2 separate regions of the Homo sapiens genome follow, and region 2 is linked to region 1. The links are chromatin loops, found by intact Hi-C in ENCODE. Cell type or tissue: Calu3. All regions are shown on one strand. Links, peaks and the distances in the headings refer to the core of each region. The heading gives the core; the rest is flanking DNA. Region 1 has its middle 140 kb from the start of TENT5D. Region 2 has its middle 160 kb from the start of BRWD3.

Evidence for each region. A loop is a pair of places that touch in the nucleus more often than their neighbours do. Peaks named below come from ENCODE experiments on the same cell type or tissue, not always from the same donor. Only the 100,000 strongest peaks of a DNase experiment are listed, where the experiment ranks them.
Region 2: it touches region 1 in a loop (11-fold over the local background); 4 of 110 quality-filtered maps call a loop at or near these places.

The regions. Positions count from the first base shown.
Region 1 is chrX:80,276,366-80,287,802 of GRCh38, reverse strand. It overlaps the pseudogene CHMP1B2P. Among named protein-coding and RNA genes, the nearest start is that of TENT5D, 140 kb to the left of the region's middle. In Calu3, for the core only: no CTCF peak of the experiment used is centred there; a DNase peak (open chromatin) is centred at 2,242.
Region 2 is chrX:80,643,794-80,655,230 of GRCh38, reverse strand. No RefSeq gene overlaps it. Among named protein-coding and RNA genes, the nearest start is that of BRWD3, 160 kb to the left of the region's middle. In Calu3, for the core only: a CTCF peak has its summit at 7,022 (motif pointing right); no DNase peak of the experiment used is centred there.

The sequences.
Region 1 (11,437 bases), core at 1-8,000:
TTTTTTGAGGAAACTACATATTCTTTTCCATTATATCTGTACTGAATTAATATCCTTACAAACAGTGCCTAAGAATTCTCCTTTCTCCATATCCTCACAAGCAATTGTTATTTTTTGTCTTTTTGATAAGAGCCATTTTCACTGGAGTGAGGTGATATTTCCCTGTGGTTTTGACTCACATTTCCCTGATGATTACCGATGTTGAGCATTTTTTCACATACTTGTTGGCCATTTGTATGTCTTTCGAAAAATGTCTATTCAGGTCTTTTGCAACTACTTTCTCCCATTCTGTAGGTACTTTCTCCACTGTATTTATGTGTTTTTTCCTGTGCAGAAGCTTTTTAATTTGATGTAATTTATCTATTTTTACTTTTGCTGCCTGTGCTTTTTGGTTTGGTTTTTGAGACAGGGTCTTGCTCTGTCACCTAGGCTGGAGTGCATGGTGTGATTATAGCTCACTGTAACTTTGAACTCCTGGGCTCAAGCAGTCCTCCTGCTTTGGCCTCCTAAGTAGCTCGGACTACACAAATGTGCCACTACACCCAGCCAATTTCATTTTTTTTTTTTGTAGAGATGGGGGTCTCACTATGTTGCCCAGTCTGGTCTTGAACTCCTAGCCTCAAGCAATTCTCCCACCTCAGCCTCCCAAAGGTGCTTTTTAAAAAACTATATTTGGGGGTACAGATGGAGCTTTGTTACCTGCATATGCTGCATCGCAGCAATGTCTGAGCTTTCAGTGTAACCATCACACGAATAGACCTGTGCTTTTGTTATCTTATTCAAAAACTCCTTGCCTGATCCAATTTTATGAAGCATTTCCCTGTTTTATTTTATTAGTTTCATAATTTAAGGTTTTTACATTTATGTCTTTAATCCATTTAGAGTTGAGTTTTCTATATGGTAAGAGACAGAGGTCTGTTTTATTCTTCTACATATGGTTGTCTAGTTTTCCCAGCACCATTTATTGAAGAAACTGTTCTTTCCCCAGTGTATGTTCTTGGTGCCTTTGTCAAATACATGTTGGGTGTAAACATGTGGATTTATTTCTGGTTATTCTATTCTGTTCTATTTGTCTGTGTGTTTGTTTTTAGGCCAGTAACATGTTGTTTGGGTTACTATAGCTTTGTGGTGTATTTTAAAGTTAAGTTGTATTAATGCCCCCAGCTTGGTACATTTTGCTCATGATTGCTTTAACTATCCAGAGTCTTTTGCATTTCTGTATGAATTTGAAGATTGTCTTTTTTTTCTATTTCTGGGAAAGTCTCTCTCACCTTGATGTTTGAAGGATAGGCTTGCTGGATACAGTAGTCTTAATTGGCAGGCATTTTTTCTTCAGTACTTCAAGTATTTCATCCCATTTTCTCATGGCCTATAAGGTTTTTGCTAAGTCTGCCAGCAAACCTATCGCAGTGCCTTTGTATACTATTTGCTTCTTTTGTCTCACTGCTTACAGGATCCTCTCTTTGTCCTTGACCTTTGAGAATTTGATTATTTTTGTCTGAGGTGGTCTTACTTGGATTAAATCTGCTTGGTAATCTTTGACCTACCTGCATTTGGATATTTATGTCATTCTCTAGGTTTAGAATGTTTTCTGTTATTTTTTCTTTGAATAAGCTTTCTACCCCTTTCTCTTTCTTTACTCCCTCTTGAAGGCCAATGACTCATACATTTGCCCTTTTGATGCCATCCCATAGATTTCATGAACATTTTTCATTGCTTTTTCTTTTTTTCCTTTATTTTCAAATAGACTGTTGTTAAGCTCACTGGTCCTTTGTTTTGCTTGATTAATTCTCCTAATAAGACAAGAATGCATTTCTTAAATCTCATTCACTGTATTTTTCAGCTCCAGGATTACTGTTTGATTATTTTAATCCCTTTGTAAAATTTCTCTGATATATTTCTGAATTGCTTCTCTTTGCTTTTGTGAAGTTTGTTAAGCTTACTCAAAACACCTGTTTTGGGTTTTCTGTCTGAGAGTACACACATCTCCATCTCTCCAGGGTTGTTCACTGTTATTTTAGTCTGTTTGGTGAGGTCATATTGCCCTTAGTGTTCTTGATTCTTGTGAATGTGCATCGATGTCTGAGCATTGAAAAATTATGTATTTATTCCAGTCTTTGCAGTCTGGCCTTGTATGTCCTCATCCTTCTTCAGAAGGCTTTCCAGGAATTCAAATAAACATGACTGACTTTTGAATTCACTAAGCTTGTGGTCACTGCAGCAGTTTCAGCACTAGAGGGTGCCCTAAGCTTAGGTTTGCTGCCACTCTCTTGAGGGCTTTGAGGCTTCCAGCCCTGATGGACTTGGGAAAATTCAGGGAGAGTTCCCTGGGCAAAGTCCCTCACTCACTTCTTTTCTCTCCAAGTGGAAAGAGTCTTTATCCATGCTATACTGCCTGAGGTTGGGGGAGGGGTGAAGTGGATAGTCTGTGGCCTCTGCAGCTGATGTCACAGTGTGTCAAACCAAAAGCCCCAGACCAGTGCATCACCAGGGCTCAGTCAAGGACTGCAGTTGTGATAGCCTTCCTGCCACTGAAATTTATTCAGAGCCTAAGGCTACTTTTGTCAGCTGTTGGTGAAGCAGGCTGCAACTTGGGTTCATCATGTTGGGACCACAGATTCCCATCTGGCCTGTGGCGGATGTAGGAGCTCCATCCTTGGGCACGAGCCTAGAATGAGGGGCCTTAGGGTTCTGCTTGGTGCTGTGTTTTACTGTGGCAGGCTGGTACTGATTCCAAGGCAAAGTCCCATGCACACTTCCCTCTCCCTCCCCCAAGCAGACAGATTCTCTCTCCACGCTGTGCTGCGTACGGTTGCAGAAAGGGTAATGTAGGCAATGCGAGACTGTCCACCCTCCTTATTGCATCTTTTCTTGTGATTATTCCAAAACCAGGTACTGTGACCATTCGCCTGGTTTCTTTAGCTCTTGTGAAGGTGTTTTTGTTGTTGTTATTGTTTGTTTGTTGTTTTTGTTTGGCATGGATAGTTGTTCAATTTGATGTTCCTGCAGGGGGTGTGATTGCTATAAGGTTCTGTTTCACTATCTTGGTTACTTTGATTTCTAGTCATCACTCTGCTTCTAATTAACTTTGGGACCTTGACTCAGATACTGACTACCCCGGGCCTCAGTTTTCATAACTGTAAAATGTAGGAGTTGGATATGATGATATCTGAAGTGCCTCTCAGCTCATTCACCTGACATTCACTGAGCACCTTCTCCTGTTTCAGGTATTGTGCCAGGTGCTGGAGACATTCATATATATATATATATATATATATATATATATATATATAACATTAGTCATAAAAACTTAACCAAAATTTACAGCAGAAATGGAGAGAGATCTGGCTGAACACACTTAGTTGCCCAAATTCTCACACCCTGCTAATGAGTAGTAATTAGAATTCAAATTGGCACATCCACTTTGGAAAAGCAGTTTGGTAACATCTACAGTCTGTTCTCAGCATAGCAACGAGAGCAATCCTATTAGTACAAGTCAGATCATGTCATTCCTCTCAAAACTTTCAAGTGGTTCAACATTTTCCTCAGTAAAAGCCAGATTGTTTCCAAAGGTCCATAAAGTTCTACATGGCCTGCCTTACCTTGATCTGTCCTGACATGTTATTGCTCATCAGTCTACTCAGGCACCTGGATTTGTTGTTATTTGTCAAACACACCAAGTATATTTCTGCCTGAAAGCCATTCCACTTGTAGTTTCTTCTCCCTTAAATGTTCTTTCTCTAGACATACTCGTTGCTTACTATCTTACCTCCTTTAGGTCTTTAAGTCATTTTTATAGTGAGGTTTTTCCTGACCATCCTACTTAAAATTGCATCAACAGTATACCTACCATGCCTCCTGTTGTCTACCTTCCCTGCTTTATTTTTCTCTACTGTATATATCGCTTTCTAATATACCATATACTTCTTAAAAAATTTATTTGCCCTCCCTTCTCGTGTACACACTAGAATTTAAGCTTAATGAGGGCATCATTGGTGCCTCCCTAGCACGTAAAATATCTGGCATAAAGTAGATGTTCAAAATTTTTGAAGATTGTTGAATAAATCACAGTATATGAAATGTATGTAACCTAGTACTTTCACTTCCAAATTTATACACAAAGCAGCCCCTACATGTGTAGACAATGGTATATATATAGATCAATCTCTTTCTCTCTCTTTACACACACACACACACACACACACACACGTGCGAAAATGTTCATTGCACCATTTTCTATAATAGGGAGAAGTTAAGAAAAATCTAAATTCCAAAAATAGAATGGATAAATAAAACTGAGTCTATTTCTGTGTTGCAACATCATACAGTAATTTAAAGAGAATGAACTAGATATCTAGATCTCGATATAATCTTACAAGGTTGAATGAGGAAAGGAAGTTATGGAATAAAATCATTGTATAATACAATTTAAGTAAATTCTTGTAACACGAATAATGCTATTTTAGATATGAATTAAAACCAAAATGTTAATGCACATAGGAATCTACTATTTCATGAACTTTTTCGATATTTTGGAAATATTTTTAAAGTGAATGAAAGAAAACAAGAACTAAGGCCCAACAGCAAGGTTAGTGATTGGCTTAAAATCATACTCATTGTTAATGGTAGAGCTGGGATCATATCTTAGAATTCCCACCTGTATATTAAAAATATTTTCAATAACTTAGTTAAAAACTAGAAGAGTTTTTTAAATTATTAATCAGACTCTATTGCCTGAGAATGCCTGTACTTTAGTAAATATCTCAATACTTATATTTTATTCATCTCTGACATTTGAAAAAGTTAGCCTTGATATCAGATTTACATCAACTGGCAGAAAGAACAATTCTGATTATTGTAATCTAAAATTTAAATCTATTATACATAATAAAAGTAAAGTGGGTTAGAATGGAGCTTTTACAAATTGGTTCACTTGGAGAGATCTATATTACTAAGATTTAAATTATATGTGAACCTCATTGCTAATATTTCCCCATAACCTCATAGTTTTAAGCTTTAGAATTTAGTATTATTCAGAAAAAAAAAATTTTGAAATTATGCAGCTCCCTCTGGTGGTACAAAATATTTTTTAAATGCTTTCTTTTAAAAAATTAGAGACCGGTTTCCCTCTTTTAAAAGAAAACCAAAAACCATGCAAAAAGCAAATGCTTAATAGAAATCCGCATTTTCTTATTCTATATGCTGCTTCAGGAAATGGCAGATGAAGGTAGGTAAGAAGTTATCCAGGTGATTTTGGAAAATCTTGATTTAATATCTAGAGGTTCTAAAATTCTGTAATATAGATGAAAATATTTCTCTTTACCACGAATTGCCAGAGTTAGGTTTGTGACCCTAGAATTTAGTGTTTCAAGGGACTTTAAACAGTCATCCAATTCCTTGCCATGCTCATAAAAATTTGACTGTGTTTCAGTCATCTTAGTATTTTCTTAAAAATCTCTGGAAATAGATTCATTTAGTGTATGAAAAGAAATAGACAAAGGTGATCAAAGGAAGCAGCAGTGTTTGAACATTTGCTCAATACCTACTGTTCGCTGCATGTATGAAATATATAGTTTTTTTTTTTTAAAAAAAGGACCTTCCAAAATAATTCTGCTGTGATTAGGCCATTGAGTCATAAGTCTAGTTTGAGTACTGCAAACTGAGTAATATGTGCAAAATGTGAAAGGGGCTCAGAAGACAGCAATATTACGCATAATGATTTGGTTGTTTCTTTTAAGTAAATAATTCATACCCTTTTGTGATATTGCTATTGGAAACAGGATATATAATACATGAAGGGCTGTTTATTTCAGGCCCTTCATGTCATGGGAGAATGACTTATCTATGATATCTTTGCTGTAGAAATCATGTTGTATTATTATTCTCTGGTGTAATTTTAGTTCAAGATAATGTAGTAGTAAAAAATAAAAATTGATGCTAATGTTTTATAATGTATTTTCAAAGGTAGAGAACTAGTTTGAAATGAGGCTTAGTCTTATTTTTTTCTTTTCTCCTGGGAAGAGAAGATTTGGACATCTGGAAAATAGAGTTGATAAATCCTATCTAAGCTACTACCTGATTAGAATAAACAGTTAAGTTTATCAACTCTTTAGATCACTAATGCTAAAGAATTAAAATCGAGATTAATAAATTAAAAATCAGGTTTGTAATGTTCGAGAACAGGGCTGTGGGTTAAGTTGTGTGCTATTTTGTTTTGTTAGAATCCTAAAGTAGCCCATATGGAGGGGAACAAGAAAGGTGGTTTTTGTTAAGTATTATAACAAAGGCATTCTGTGTCAGAAGACTCCATCTTTTAAACATAGTCTTTATAAGAGACTAAGGACTTGTTTCTGTTTCTGCTAAAGACTAAATTAGACGATTTGGCTTGAAAATGCAGCAAGGGAAGTTTTATAAAATGAATGCTGCCACATTATGGCCTTACTGACTCTCAGTGGTAAATGAAATCAGTAGGCAACTTTTGGATAAGGTTTAGAGCAGTATTTCACAACCTCGATACTATTGACATTTTGGGATGGATAATCCTGGGGGCTGTCATGTGCACTGTAGAATGCTTAGCAGCATCTCTGGCCTCTACCCACTAGATACCAATGGCACCCCTCCCTACAGTTGTGACAGCCAAGCATGTCTCCAGATATTTCCAGATGTTCCTTGGGGTAGTGACTAAAAAATCAAGAGACTATGTCAATATGTGGTGACTGGCAGTAGAAACAGATATAACCACTGATGTAGAAACACCAATGCCCATCTTTAAAGATGTTTAACTATCTAATTGCTGATTGAGTTAGTGCTTCCCCCAACTAAATTTTATGTCTTTACTTTTTCAATAAAAATCTGTCTATAGAATCTCACAATGGGCTGGGCGCGATGGCTCAAGCCTATAATCCCAGCACTTGGGAGGCCGAGGCGGGTGGATCACCTGAGGTCAGGAGTTCGAGACCAGCCTGGCCAACATGGCAAAACCCCGTCTCTACTAAAAAATACAAAAATTAGCCGGGCGTGGTGGTGCACGCATGTAATCCCAGCTATTCCAGAGGCTGAGACAGAAGAATTGCTTGAACCCAGGAGGCAGTGGTTGCAGTGAGCTGAAAGCATGCCACTGCACTCCAGCCTGGGTGACAGAGTGAGACTCTGTCTCCAAAAAATAATAATAATAATAATAATAAATCTCATAATGACTGTTAATGTCATTATATTATATTCCCTGTAGTATTTTCATACCGGAGTTGGCATACACTCCAATGGTTTAGAGACACGCAGAAAGGATAGTTTATGTACTAGAGGAGTGGTACAGTGGAGATTAAAATCATAGGCTTTGGAGACAGTCAAACCTAGATTAAAATCCTATGTCTATCACTAGAATGATCTCAGACAAGTGTACTTAACTTTTCTGAAACTCAGTTGTATGGCTGGATGCAAATAATGATTCCTGCTAAGGGCAGCCCAGGAGCTAAAAACTGAAATTGAAGTTAACTCAAATATTAGGTGAGGCTAGAGTTATCTAGCCTGTTTTATCTTTTTTAGCATATTAGTTTTCCTTCACAGTAGGAAATGTGGTAATCTACAGTACATCTAATATATTGGATAACCATTAGTTTGGCCTTTTGTTCTGAAGACCAGATCATTTCCCAGTATTATTATCTTTTATATCATAAGATTACCTTCCACGTGGGTCACTTTTAGGACTCAACAAAAATACTTTAAAATTAGTAAATTCATTATCTTAAGGTTGACATTCAGAAGATATTTAAGCTCAATTTATATTTATAAAATTGAACTTGTTTTATTTTTATGTAAACTAAGGTAAAATGGAAGATGGAATATTCAAATTTACAATACATATTAGGTAAAGAAGAAAAATGCCTATATTAACATTCATATGGTAATTATTATTATTTCTTTAAATTTATTTATTATACTTTAAGTTCTGGGATACAGGTGCAGAACATGCAGGTATGTTACACAGGTATACATGTGCCATGGTGGTTTGCTGCACCCATCAACCCATTATCTACATTAGGTATTTCTCCTAATGCTATCCCTCCCCTAGCCTCCCACGTCCTGACAGGCCCTGGTGTGTGATGTTCGCCTCTCAGTGTCCATGTGTTCTCATTGTTCAACTCCCACTTATGAGTGAGAACATGTGGTGTTTGGTTTTCTGTTCTTGTGTTAGTTTGCTCAGAATGATGGTTTCCAGCTTCATCCATGTCCCTGCAAAGACATGAACTCATCCTTTTTTATGGCTGCATAGTATTCCATGGTGTATATATGCCACATTTTCTTTATCCAGTATATCACTGATGGACATTTGGGTTGGTTCCAAGTCTTTGCTATTGTGAACAGTACTGCAGTAAACATACGTGTGCATGTGTCTTTATAGTAGAATGATTTATAAACCTTTGGGTATATACCCAGTAATGGGATTGCTGGGTCAAATGGTATTTCTGGTTCTAGGTCCTTGAGGCATAGCCACACTGTCTTCCACAATGGTTGAACTAATTTACACTCCCACCAACAGTGTAAAAGCATTCCTATTTCTCCACATGCTCTCCAGCATCTGTTGTTTCCTGACTTTTTAATGATTGCCATTCTAACTGGTGTGAGATGGTATCTCATTGTGGTTTTGATTTGCATTTCTCTAATGACCAGTGATGATGAGCTTTTTGTCATATGTTTGTTGGCTGCATAAATGTCTTCTTTTGAGAAGTGTCTGTTCATATCCTTCACCTACTTTTTGATGTTTTTTTTTTTAATTTAAGTTTTTTGTAGATTCTGGATATTAGTCCTTTGTTGTGATGGATAGATTGCAAAAATTTTCTCCCATTCTGTAGGTTGCTGTTGATTCGGATGATAGTTTCTTTTGCTGAGCAGAAGCTCTTTAGTTTAATTAGATCCCATTTGTCTGTTTTGGCTTTTGTTGCCATTGCTTTTGGTGTTTTAGTCATGAAGTCTTTGCCCATGCCTATGTCCTGAATGGTATTGCCTAGGTTTTCTTCTAGGGTTTTTATGGTTGTAGGTCTAACATTTAAGTCTTTAATCCATCTTGAGTTAATTTTTGTATAAATTGTAAGGAAGGGGTCCAGTCTCAGTTTTCTGCAAGGGCTAGCCAGTTTTCCCAACACCATTTATTAAATAGGAAATACTTTCCCCATTGCTTGTTTTTGTCAGGTTTGTCAAAGATCAGATGGTTGTAGATGTGTGATGTTATTTCTGAGGCCTCTGTTCTGTTCCATTTGTCTATATATCTATTTTGGTACCAGTACCATGCTGTTTTGGTTACTGTAGCCTTGTAGTATAGTCTGAAGTTAGGTAGCGTGATGCCTCCAGCTTTGTTCTTTTTGCTTAGGATTGTCTTGGCTATGTGGGCTCCTTTTTGGTTCCACATGAAATTTAAAGTTGCTTTTTCCAATTCTGTGAAGAAAGTCAGTGGTAGCTTGATGGGGATAGCATTGAATCTATAAATTACTTTGGGCAGTATGGCCATTTTCACGATATTGATTCTTCCTATCCATGACCATGGAATGTCTTTCCATTTGTTTCCTGTCTTATTTCCTTGAGCAGTGGTTTGTAGTTCACCTTGAAGAGGTCCTTCATATCCCTTGTAAGTTGGATTCCTAGGTATTTTATTCTCTTGGTAGCAATTGTGAATGGGAGTTCACTCATGATTTGGCTCTCTGTTTATCTATTATTGGTGTGTAGAAATGCTTGTGATTTTTGCACATTGATTTGGTATCCTGAGACTTTGCTGAAGTTGCTAATCAGCTTAAGGAGATTTTGGGCTGAGATGATGGGGTTTTCTAAATATACAATCATGACATCTGCAATCAGACACAATTTGACTTCCTCTCTTTCTATTTGAATACCTGTTATTTCCTTCTCTTGTCTGATTGCCCTGGCCAGAATTTCCAATACTATGTTGAATAGGAGTGGTAAGAGAAGGCATCCTTGTCTTGTGCTGGTTTTCAAAGGGAATGCTTCCAGCTTTTGCCCATTCATTATGATATTGGCTGTGGGTTTGTCATAAATAACTCTTACTATTTTGAGGTATGTTCCATCAATACCTAGTTTATTGAGAGTTTTTAGCCTGAAGGTGTGTTGAATTTTATCAAAGGCCTTTTCTCCATCTATTGAGTTAATGATGTGGTTTTTGTCATTGGTTCTGTTTATGTGATGGATTACGTTTATTGATTTGCATATGTTGAACCACCCTTGCATCCCAGGGATGAAGCCGACGTGATCATGGTGGATAAACTTTTTGATGTGCTGCTGGATTCGGTTTGCCAATATTTTATTGAGGATTTTTGCATCGACATTCGTCAGGGATATTGGCCTGAAATTTTCTTTTTTTGTTGTGTCTCTGCCAGGTTTTGGAATCAGGATGATGCTGGCCTTGTAAAATGAGTTAGGGAGGAGTCCCTGTTTTTCTGTTGTTTGGAATAGTTTCAAAAGGAATGGGACCAGCTCCTCTTTGTACCTCTGGTAGAATTCAGTTGTTAATCTCTCTGGTTCTGAGCTTTCTTTGGTTGGTAGGCTATTAATTACTACCTCATTTTCAGAACTTGTTATTGGTCTATTCAGGGATTCGACTTCTTCCTACTTTAGTCTTGGTAGGGTGTATGTGTCCAAGAATTTATCCATTTCTTCTAGATTTTCTAGTTTATTTGCATAGAGGTGTTTATAGTATTCTCTGATGGTAGTTTGTATTTCTGTGGGATCAATGGTGATATCCCCTTTATCACTTTTTATTGTGTCATTTGATTCTTCTCTCCTTCTTTATTATTCTGGCTAGCAGTCTCTCTATTTTGTTGATCTTTTCAACATACCAGCTCCTGGATTCATTGATTTTTTGAAGGGTTTTTCATGTTTCTATCTCCATCAGTTCTGCTCTGATCTTAGTTATTTCTTGTCTTCTGCTAGCTTTTGAATTTGTTTGCTCTTACTTATCTAGTTCTTTTAATTATGATGTTAGGGTGTTGATTTTAGATCTTTCCTGCTTTCTCCTGTGGGCATTTAGTGCTATAAGTTTCCCTCTGAACATTGCTTTAGCTGTGTCCCTAAGATTCTGGTATGTTGTGTCTTTGTTCTCATTGGTTTCAAATAACTTATTTATTTCTGCTTTAATTTCATTATTCACCCAGTAGTCATTCAGGAGCAGCTTGTTCAGTTTCCATGTAGTTGTGCTGCGGTTTTGAATGAGTTTCTTAATCCTGAGTTCTAATTTGATTGCACTTTGGTATGAGAGACGGTTTGTTATGATTTCTGTTCTTTTGCATTTGCTGAGGAATATTTTACTCCAATTATGTGGTCAAGTTTAGAGTAAATGTGATGTGGTTCTGAGAAGAATGTATATTCAGTTGATTTGTGATGGAGAGTTCTGTAGATGTCTATTAGGTCTGCTTGGTCCAGAGCTGAGTTCAAG
Region 2 (11,437 bases), core at 2,116-10,115, 370 kb before region 1:
TATGAACTTTAAAGTACTTTTTTCCAGTTCTTTGAAGAAAGTCATTGGTAACTTGATGGAGATGGCATTGAATCTATAAATTACCTTGGGCAGTATGGCCATTTTCACGATATTGATTCTTCCTATCCATGAGCATGGAATGTTCTTCCATTTGTTTGTGTCCTCTTTTATTTCGTTGAGCAGTGGTTTGTAGTTCTCCTTGAAGAGATCCTTCGCATCCCTTGTAAGTTGGATTCCTAGGTATTTTATTCTCTTTGTAGCAATTGTGAATGGGAGTTCATTCATGATTTGGCTCTCTGTTTGTCTGTTATTGGTGTATACGAACGCTTGTGATTTTTGCACATTGATTGATTTTGTATCCTGAGACTTTGCTGAAGTTGCTTATCAGCTTAAGGAGATTTTGGGCTGAGATGATGGAGTTTTCTAAATATACAATCATGTCATCTGCAAACAGGGACAATTTGACTTCCTCTTTTCCTAATTGAATACCCTTTATTTCTTTCTCCTGCCTGATTGCCCTGGCCAGAAATTCCAACACTATGTTGAGTAGGAGTGGTGAGAGAGGGCATCCCTGTCTTGTGCCAGTTTTCAAAGGGAATGCTTCCAGTTTTTGCCCATTCAGTATGATATTGGCTGTGGGATTGTCATAAATAGCTCTTCTTATTTTGACATACGTCCCATCAATACCTAATTTATTGAGAGTTTTTAGCATGAAGGGCTGTTGAATTTTGTCAAAGGCCTTTTCTGCATCTATTGAAATAATCATGTGGTTTTTGTCTTTGGTTCTGTTTATATGCTGGATTATGTTTATTGATTTGCATATGTTGAACCAGCCTTGCATCCCAGGGATGAAGCCCACTTGATCATGGTGGATAAGCTTTTTGATGTGCTGCTGGATTCGGTTTGCCAGTATTTTATTGAGGATTTTTGCATCGATGTTCATCAGGGATATTGGTCTAATATTCTCTTTTTTTGTTGTGTCTCTGTCAGGCTTTGGTATCAGGATGATGCTGGCCTCATAAAATGAGTTAGGGAGGATTCCCTCTTTTTCTATTGACTGGACTAGTTTCAGAAGGAATGGTACCAGCTCCTCTTTGTACCTCTGGTAGAATTCAGCTGTAAATCCATCTGGTTCTGGACTTTTTTTGGTTGGTAAGCTATTAATTATTGCCTCAATTTCAGAGCCTGTTATTGGTCTATTCAGAGATTCAAGTTCTTCCTGGTTTAGTTTTGGGAGGGTGTATGTGTCGAGGAATTTATCCATTTCTGCTAGATTTTCTAGTTTATTTGTGTAGAGGTATTTATAGTATTCTCTGATGGTAGTTTGTATTTCTGTGGCATCGGTGGTGATATCCCCTTTGTCAGTTTTTATTTGCGTCTATTTGATTCTTCTCTCTTTTCGTCTTTATTAGTCTTGCTAGCGGTCTATCAATTTTGTTGATCTTTTCAAAAAGCCAGCTCCTGGATTCATTGATTTTTTGGAGGGTTTTTTGTGTCTCTATCTCCTTCAGTTCTGCTCTGATCTTAGTTATTTCTTGCCTTCTGCTATCTTTTGAATGTGTTTGCTGTTGCTTCTCTAGTTCTTTTAATTGTGATGTTAGGGTGTCAATTTTAGATCTTTCCTGCTTTCTCTTGTGGGCATTTAGTGCTATAAATTTCCCTCTACACACTGCTTTAAATGTGTCCTAGAGATTCTGGTATATTGTATCTGTTCTTGTTGGTTTCAAAGAACATCTTTATTTCTGCCTTCATTTTGTTATGTACCCAGTAGTCATTCAGGAGCAGGTTGTTCAGTTTCCATGTAGTTGAGTAGTTTTGAGTGAGATTCTTAATCCTGAGTTGTAGTTTGATTGCACTGTGGTCTGACAGACAGTTTGTTATAATTTCTTTTCTTTTACATTTGCTGAGGAGTGCTTTACTTCCAACTATGTGGTCAGTTTTGGAATAGGTGTGGTGTGGTGCTGAGAAGAATGTATATTCTGTTGATTTGGGGTGGAGAGTTCTGTAGATGTCTATTAGGTCTGCTTGGTGCAGAGCTGAGTTCAATTCCTGGATATCCTTGTGAAATTTCCATCTCGTTGATCTGTCTAATGTTGACAGTGGGGTGTTAAAGTCTCCCATTATTATTGTGTGGGAGTCTAAGTCTCTTTGTTGGTCTCTAAGGACTTGCTTTATGAATCTGGCTGCTCCTGTATTGGGTGCATATATATTTAGGATAGTTAGCTCTTCTTGTTGAATTGATCCCTTTACCATTATGTAATGGCCTTCTTTGTCTCTTTTGATCTTTGTTGGTTTAAAGTCTGTTTTATCCGAGACTAGGATTGCAACCCCTGCCTTTTTTTGTTTTCCATTTGCTTGTTAGATCTTCCTCCATCCCTTTATTTTGAGCCTATGTGTGTCTCTGCCCATGAGATGGGTTTCCTGAATACATCACACTGATGGGTCTTGACTCTTTATCCAATTTGCCAGTCTGTGTCTTTTAATTGGAGCATTTAGCCCATTTACACTTAAGGTTAATATTGTTATGTGTGAATTTGATCTTGTCTTTATGATGTTAGCTGGTTATTTTGCTCGTTAGTTGGTGCAATTTCTTCCTAGCCTTGATGGTCTTTACAATTTGGCATGCTTTTGCAGTGGCTGGTACCGGTTTTTCCTTTCCATGTTTAGTACTTCCTTCAGAAGCTCTTGTAGAGCAGGCCTGGTGGTGACAAAATCTCTCAGCATTTGTTTGTCTGTAAAGGATTTCATTTCTCCTTCACTTACGAAGCTTAGTTTGGCTGGATATGAAATTCTGGGTCGAAAATTGTTTTCTTTAAGAATGTCGAATATTGGCCCCTACTCTCTTCTGGCTTGTAGAGTTTCTGCCGAGACATCAGCTGTTCGTCTGATGGGCTTCCCTGTGTGGGTAACCTAACCTTTCTCTCTGGCTGCCCTTAACATTTTTTCCTTCATTTCAACTTTGGTGAATCTGACAATTATGTGTCTTGGAGTTGCTCTTCTCGAGGAATATCTTTGTGGCGTTCTCTGTATTTCGTTAATTTGAATGTTGGCCTGCCTTGCTAGATTGGGGAAGTTCTCCTGGATAATATCCTGCAGAGTGTTTTCCATCTTTGTTCCATTCTGCCCCTCACTTTCAGGTACACCAATCAGACGTAGATTTGGTCTTTTCACATAGTCCCATATTTCTTGGAGGCTTTGTTCATTTTTCTTTTCTTTTTTCTGTAAACTTCTCTTCTTGCTTCATTTGATTCATTTGATCTTCAATCACTGATACCCTTTCTTCCAGTTGATCAAATCAGCTACTGAAGCTTGTGCATTCATCACGTATTTCTCGTGCCATGATTTTCAGCTCCATCAGGTCCTTTAAGGACTTCTCTGCATTGGTTATTCTAGTTAGCCATTCGTCTAATCTTTTTTCCAGGCTTTTAACTCCTTTGCAATGGGTTCGAACTTCCTCCTTTAGCTCAGTGTAGTTTGATCATCTGAAGCCTTCTTCTCTCAACTCATCAAAGTCGTTCTCTGTCCAGCTTTGTTCCATTGCTGGTGAGGAGCTGCGTTCCTTTGGAGGAGGAGAGGTGCTCTGATTTTTAGATTTTTCAGTTTTTCTGTTCTGTTTTTTCCCCATCTTTGTGGTTTTATCTACCTTTGGTCTTGGATGATGGTGACATACAGATGGGGTTTTGGTGTGGATGTCCTTTCTGTTTGTTAGTTTTCCTTCTAAGAGTCAGAACCCTCAGCTGCAGGTCTGTTGGAGTTTGCTGGACGTCCACTCCAGACCTTGTTTGCCTGGGTATCAGCAGTGGAGGCTTCAGAACAGTGAATATTGCCGAACAGCCAAAGTTGCTGTCTGATCGTTCCTCTGGAGGTTTCATCTCAGATGGGTACCTGGCCGTGTGAGGTGTCAGTCTGCCTCTACTGGGGGGTGCCTCCCAGTTAGGCTACTCAGGGATCAGGGACCCACTTGAGGAGGCACTCTGTCTGTTCTCAGATCTCAAACTCTATGCTGGGAGAACCACTATTCACTTCAAAGCTGTCAGACAGGGACATTTAAGTCTTCAGAGGCTTCTGCTTCCTTTTGTTTGGCTATGCCCTGCCCGCAGAGGTGGAGTCTACAGAGGTGGGCAGACCTCCTTGGGCTGTGGTGGGCTCCACCCAGTTCGAGCTTCCTGGCCACTTTGTTTACCTACTCAAGCCTCAGCAATGATGGGCACCCCTCCCCCAGCCTCGCTGCCACTTTACTGTTTTATCTCAGACTGCTGTGTTAGCAGTGAGCAAGGCTCCTTGGGCATGGGTCCCTCCGAGCCAGGCACAGGATATAATCTCCTGGTGTGCCGTTTGCTAAGACCATCGGAAAAGCGCAATATTAGGGTGGGAGTGACCCAATTTTCCAGGTGCCGTCTGTCACAGCTTTGCTTGGCTAGCAAAGGGAATTTCCTGACCACTTGTGCTTCCTGGGTGAGGTGATGCCTCAACCTGCTTCAGCTCACACTCGGTGCGCTGCACCCACTGTCCTGCACCCACTGTCCGACAAGCCCCAGTGAGATGAACCTGGTACTTCAGTTGGAAATCACCCGTCTTCTGTGTTGCTCACGCTGGGAGCTGTAGACTGGAGCTGTTCCTATTCGGCCATTTTGGAACCGGACTCGTTTGTCTTAAAAAGTCTTCTTCATTATAGAAAGCAGTTTGATAGTTTCTCAAAAAGTTAAATATAAAAATATCATGTGATCCATCAATTCCATTCTGAGGTATAAAAGAATTGAAAGCAGGGACTCAAATGAATATTTGTACACCAACTTTCACAGCAGAATTATTCATGATAAGCAAAAGGTGTAACAACCTAAATGTCCATGAATGGATAAACAATACATGGTATATGTTCCATACAATGGAATATTATTCAGCCTTAAAAGGGAAGGAAATTCTGATGCATGTTACAACATGGATGAACCTCAAAGACATTATTTTCGTGAAATAAACTAGTCACAAAAGGCCAAATATTTTATGATTCCACTTATATGAGGTAACTAGAGAATTCAGATTCATAGAGAGTATTTGGTGTTTGTCAGGGCATAGTAGAGGGGAGAATTGGGAATTATTTTTAATTATTATTTTTCAACAGTTTTTTGGGGTACAGGTTGTTTTTGGTTACATGGATGAGTTAAGTGGTAAATTCTGAATGTTTAGTGTGCCTATCACCTGAGCGGTGTGCATTGTACCCTATACATAGTCTTTTATCCCTCACTTACTTCCCATCCTTTCCCCTACATGAGTTCCCAAAGTCCATTATATCACTGTATACTTCTTTGTGTCCTCATAGTTTAGCTCCCACTTATAAGTGAGAACATACAATATTTGGTTTTCCATTCCTGAGTTACTTCAATTAGAATAATGGCCTCCAACTCCATCCAAGTTGCTGCAAAAGACATTATTTGGTTCCTTTTTATGGCTGGGTAGTATTCCCTGGTATATATATACCATATTTTGTTTATCCACTCATTGGCCGATGGGCACTTAAGTTTGTTTCATATCTTTGCAATTGCAAATTGTGCTGCTATAATCATGTGTGTGCATGTGTCTTTTTCATATAATGACTTCTTTTCCTCTGAGTGTAGTTGCTGGATCGAAGAGTAAATTTACTTTTAGTTCTTTAAGGAATCTCCATATTGTTTTCCATAGTGGTTATACTAATTTACATTCCCTCTAGCAATGTAGAAGTGTTTCCTTTTAAGCACATTCTCACCAACATCTATTGTTTTTTGACTTGTATTATGGCCAAAAAGAATTATTGTTTAATGGGTATGTAGTTTCTGTTTAAGATAATGAAAAAGTTCTGGAAATAGATAGTGGTGATGCTTACACAACATTGTAAATGTACTTAATGACACTAAGTTGTATACTTTGAATGGTTAAAATGGTAAAATTAATGTTATGTATATTTTACCACAATTTTTAAAAAGACCTTTGTTTTCTTGCCTGACTATTTATTTGTTTTAACTATCTGGATTTAATGTCTTTCATTATAACCAACTTCATTGTCTGAGAAGCCAGCTTGAGCCTTGGAATCAGGCAGACCTGGGTTCCAGTCCTTACTCTGCTACTTGATAACTGTGTGACCTTTTACTCATGACATAACCTTTCTGAACTTCAATTTTCTCAGCTGTAAAATGGATTTTCAACTTTTAAGGAGTGAAATCTTGGATCTGGACAAAACTATATGCAGGAAAAAAAATTATATAGAACCCAAAAAGATAGAACATATAAAAGTAGTAAAACAATGCTCTTAGATACAGGAGGTGTGTGTCTATTTTGAGGTGGGGACAGGGGGTACTGATGAAGAACTATCATTAGCATTATCTCTCCCTACAAGTCACCTCCCTGGAATCCTCCAGGATAGAAAGTAGCATGGTTTAAAGATGAATTCCCATCTAAGTCTACTTGCTAGGAAGGGCAATTAACATTTCTGAAATACTGATACATTTACTTAAATATTTTCAAAGACTGTTAACATGTATACTTGAGAACAAGATTGAGCAAAAACTTATTGACAAAGCAGAGTGTTTATTGAAGGGAAATGTTTTTATTGACTTAAGGTTTTAATTCATGTTTATCATATGGGATTAATTTACCCAACAACTTTAATAGGTATTAGCTATATATACACACACACACTAAATAAAAAAATAAAAACCACTTGGCTAGCTGTGCTCTAATAGCTTTTCCACCTCTGACATGCTATGATTATTTTCCTTAGAAAATTTGTAGTTGTTGGATCATTGAAAAGCCACTGTTAGAAACAATCTTCTGAGATTATAAGAGTGTAAAAGCACTTTGTAAACTGCAAAGACCTTCACAGCTTGGAGCTACAGTTGTTATTACTATGGCATATTTGATCCTAAGTGTCATGAAATAGAAAGAACATTGAACAGAAAAATCAGAATATCCAGATCCCTTCCTGAAGTGGCATTTAGGAATACAGAGTTAATGCTAAAAAGCAAATGCAGACAGCACAGACAGAACACTAGATGGCAGCAGCAGAAATAGGTTAAAAAGTAGAAACAAGAACATTAGATGCTTCGGTCCACCCTTCCTCTCCTTCCTTAAGATACAAATTCTCATCTTGTTTTCATTAAAAAAAACAAAAAACAAAAAACAAAACTCATTATTGAAAATTCATTAGGTTAACTTTTAGATCTAAAAATGTTAATATTTAAGTAACACTAATCTAACAACCCATCTTCATTTTGTAATCAGAAGAAACAAATAAAAGTAGAAACTTAAAGATAGGTCCAGAACTCCTTAAGTAAATAGTTGCTAAGATTCTCCTACTTCTATTGCTGATAAAGGCTTAATAAAGTATGGTCCATATCTGATATGGACCGTATCAGTGCTGATAAAGGCTTGATAAAGGTATGGTCCATACACCATACCTTTAGTATTCTTGGCACTAGAGTATGAAGTTAATTGAACTCTCTGTAACTAATTGAAGAGCAGCAATGGGCTGAGATTAGCATATACTACACTCATACATGCATTAAGGTTAGATGTGGAATTGATAGTTGGCCAGAGGGCTTAAAGCACTTGCACATTCATTTTGCTCTTTCTCAGTACAGTTTGCAACAGTATGTTACAAATAAAGCTAAGCTAGCAGGCTAGTTTTCTTCCATTTTCTTGTTGCAAACATTTGTTGAATGCCTTGTATGTTTAGGTGTTGTGATAAATGAGGCATAGACCATCCTTAAGACACAGTCTAATGAAGAAGACAGAAGGTATTTACAGTGCAATAAGACAAACACAAACTAAAGGTAAATTCAGGATATTAAGAGAACACCTCACACAACTATTAAAGACAACAAGTAAGGGGATTAGAGAGAGAGGGAGGAGTAAGAACAGAGGCACTTCTGTTTGAGAAAACATATTTGGGAAACTGGAAGTAACTCAATATTCCTTCAAGTATTGTGACAGCCATGGAAGGGGAATGTAGTATGACAGAGACGTGAAGCTGGATGATAGACAGAGGCCAGATCTCAAAGGATCTTGGGAAAAGAATTTGAATTTTATCCTGTAATCAATCACTAGTTGTTCTTTTAAGCAAAATAGTAACAGGATTATATTTTAGAAAACTTATTCACTATAGTATGGAGACAGTATTGGGTGGTGGGAAGGAGAGGGTTCAAGAGGACAGGCAGAGAAACCAGTTAAGAGGCTGTCACTATACTCCAAGCAAGAGATGAAAGTGACTTATCTTTACCAGGGCAATGGCACTGAAGCTGGAGAAAAGTAGATGGCTCCAGAGATGTAGAATAGTCAGACTTGGTGGTTTATTGAATGTGAAAACCTTAAGAGAAGAAAACATTATGAATAATGGACTGTTTTCTGGCTTGTGCAGTATGAATAGAGAACACAGGAGAAAGAAGGAGTTGGGAGTATGACAGCAAGATGATAAATTTAGTTTTGAACATGTTGAATATAAAGGAACTATGGAACATTCAAGTACTGCAGGCAGTTGAATAGACCGGTTTGTTTGGGATGAAGACAGTGTTGGGAGTTATCAATATATAGATGGTAGCCAGAGCAAGAAGAATAAATCAGATTGATCATAGAAAGTGTGTGGGTTTAAAAGGAAAGGGTTAAGATTAAAATCCCAAAGAACAGAAACATTTAAGGGATGGATGATATTACAATTTACAAAGGAAACTGAGATAGTCAAGGGCAGATAGGTCAAGTGCTGACAAGGACAGAAACTTCTATTAGATTTAGTACTGTGAAGCTCTTAGGTGATCTTTTAATGACAGTTTCTGATAAAAGGTGAGAGAAAAAAATCCAGATGCCAGTTCATTGAAGCAAGAGTGGGAAGAGAATGTCTGGTTGTATAGTGGACTAGATATGTTGAGGAACTTTCTCACAATGCATCAAATACATTCTCAATAAAACAGATGTTTAATGTATTGCTGGGCTCAAAAAGTAACAGAAAGTTTCTAGGCACATTCTCTGCTAGCCAAAAAGTGGGTAATCTGAAACAGTGCAGCTAGCAACAAGTAAGCAGAAAGATGGCTTAGATATGAGGATAAATATTATTATTAGCGCTGACATGGATAAGGACACAAATATTGAACTGGCAGAAATCAAGGGAGCTGAATTTGAGCCTGTGGGCACTAGGCCAAGATCCACCCCTGCAAAAGAGCTACAGTGATCTCAGGTTTGTAATGTACCCTGGCAACGCAGAAGCAAAAGCAGATCTTCTCTGGAGGAAAACATCTTGAATCTAAATCCCTTGCAGTCTCACAGATAAATATTAATTAACTATGATCTCACTATAAAATATTACCAAACACACAAGGACAAAACCATTATGAGTGAATGCAAACAAATAAAAAACAAACAATAGGCTTACATTCCAACAGACTTCCTTTAGTTATTTGAATAATCACCTACAGATTATAAAACAACTGTGCATGAACTGCGCTATAGTTTGGATATGGTTTGTTTGTCCCCATGAAAACTCACATTGAAATTTGATTCCCAAAGGTACAGTGCTGAGAGGTAGAACCTAGAGAGAAGTGTTTGAGTCATGGGAGCAGGTCCCTCATGAATGGCTTCATGCTGTTCTTGAGTAGTGAGTGTGTTTTAACTCTTGCAAGACTATATTGGCTCTCATGGGAATGAATTAGTTCTTTCAAGAGTCGGTTGTTATAAACTCAAGATGTCCCTCAGGTTTTTCCCTTATTGGATGGTTCTGGTTTTCCTTTGATCTTCTCCACCATGTTGTAACATGGCATGAATGTCATTGCCAGAAGCCAGAGCCATGTCCTTCATTTTCCAGCCTATAGGAATATGAGTTAAAATAATCCTATTTTCTTTGTAAACTACCAACTTTCACTTATTCATTTATAGCAACACAAAACAGACTAAGACAAACTATTTTTTGAAATGCACGCCAACATCTAAAAATAAGTAGCCAACAAAACATATATATATATAACATACATATATATATAACATATACATATATATATCCAAATGAAACTTAAAACACTGAAAACAGTCATTAAAAAATCAACATATGTGCTAAACAGCATATTAGACAGTGTTAAGAAAATATTAGCAAACTGGAAGATACATCTGAGGAAACTATACATAATGCAACAGAGAAGGAAAAATGGAAACTATGAAGGAGAAGTTTATGAGGCAGAGGATGAGAAATTTTAATATATGTCACATAAAACAATAAGGAGAATGGAAAAAAATGTAATATTTGAAAATATAATGACTAAGAATTTTCCAAACCTCATAAAAGACATGTATCCACAGATATTGGAAGCAAAAAATATACAAAGCAGGATAAATAAAAACAAATTCTTGTCCAGACATTTGGTGACATACCCCAAACACAGAGAAACTTTTAAAAGAAGCTAGAGGGAAAAATAGATGATGTACAATGGAAAGCAATTAAACTAACAGCCAACATCTTAAAGCAAAAATGAAAGACAGAAGATAAATTATGTATTCAAGGTGCTGAAAGAATATAAATTTCAACGTAGAATTATGTAGTCAACAAATTATCTTTTAAGAACAAGTGTGAAAGGGAGGAGGTAGAGCGAGATGGCAGAATGGAAGCCTCCAGATAATGTCCCATCCCACAGGAACACCAACTTGAACAACTATCCACACAAAAATGCACCTTCATAAGAGCCAAAAATCAGATGAGTGTTCACAGTACCTGGTTTTAACTTCATATTACTGAAAGAGGGCCTGAAGAGAGTAGGAAATAAAGTCTTTAATTGTTGACCCCAGCCCACCCCCGTACCCCCAGCAGGGGCTGCATGGCATAGAGAGAGAATCTATGCACTTGGGGGAAGGAGAGCTCAGTGATTGTGAGACTTTGCATTGGAACGCAGTGCTGCCCTGTCAGAAGGCAACACTGGACAGAACTCAGATGGTGTCCATGGAGGGAGCATCTAGATCAGTCCTAGCCAGAGGGGAATCGTCCATCCCAGTGGTCAGAACCTGAGTTCCAACAAGCCTTGCCACTATGGACTAAAGGGCTCTGGGGTACTAAATAAACTTGAAAGGCTCTCAAAGCCACAAGTACTGCAATTCTTGGGAAAGTCCTGCTGCCATGCTGGGCTCAGAGCCAGTGGACTTGGGATAACATGACTCAGTGAGACATCAGCTGGGTCATCGAAAAGAGTGCTTGTGCCACCCCTTCCCCAACCCTAGGTAGCACCGCTCCAAGAGAGATTCTTTCTTTCTACTTGAGAAGAGGAGAGGAAAGGTTAAAGAGGACTTTGTTTTTTGGTTTTTAATTTTTAATTTTTTTATTTCAATAGATTTTTGGGGAACAGGTGGTGTTTCGTTACATGAATAAGTTCTTCAGAGGTGATTTCTGAGATTTTGGTGCACCCATCATCCAAGCAGTGTACACTGTACCTAATGAGTG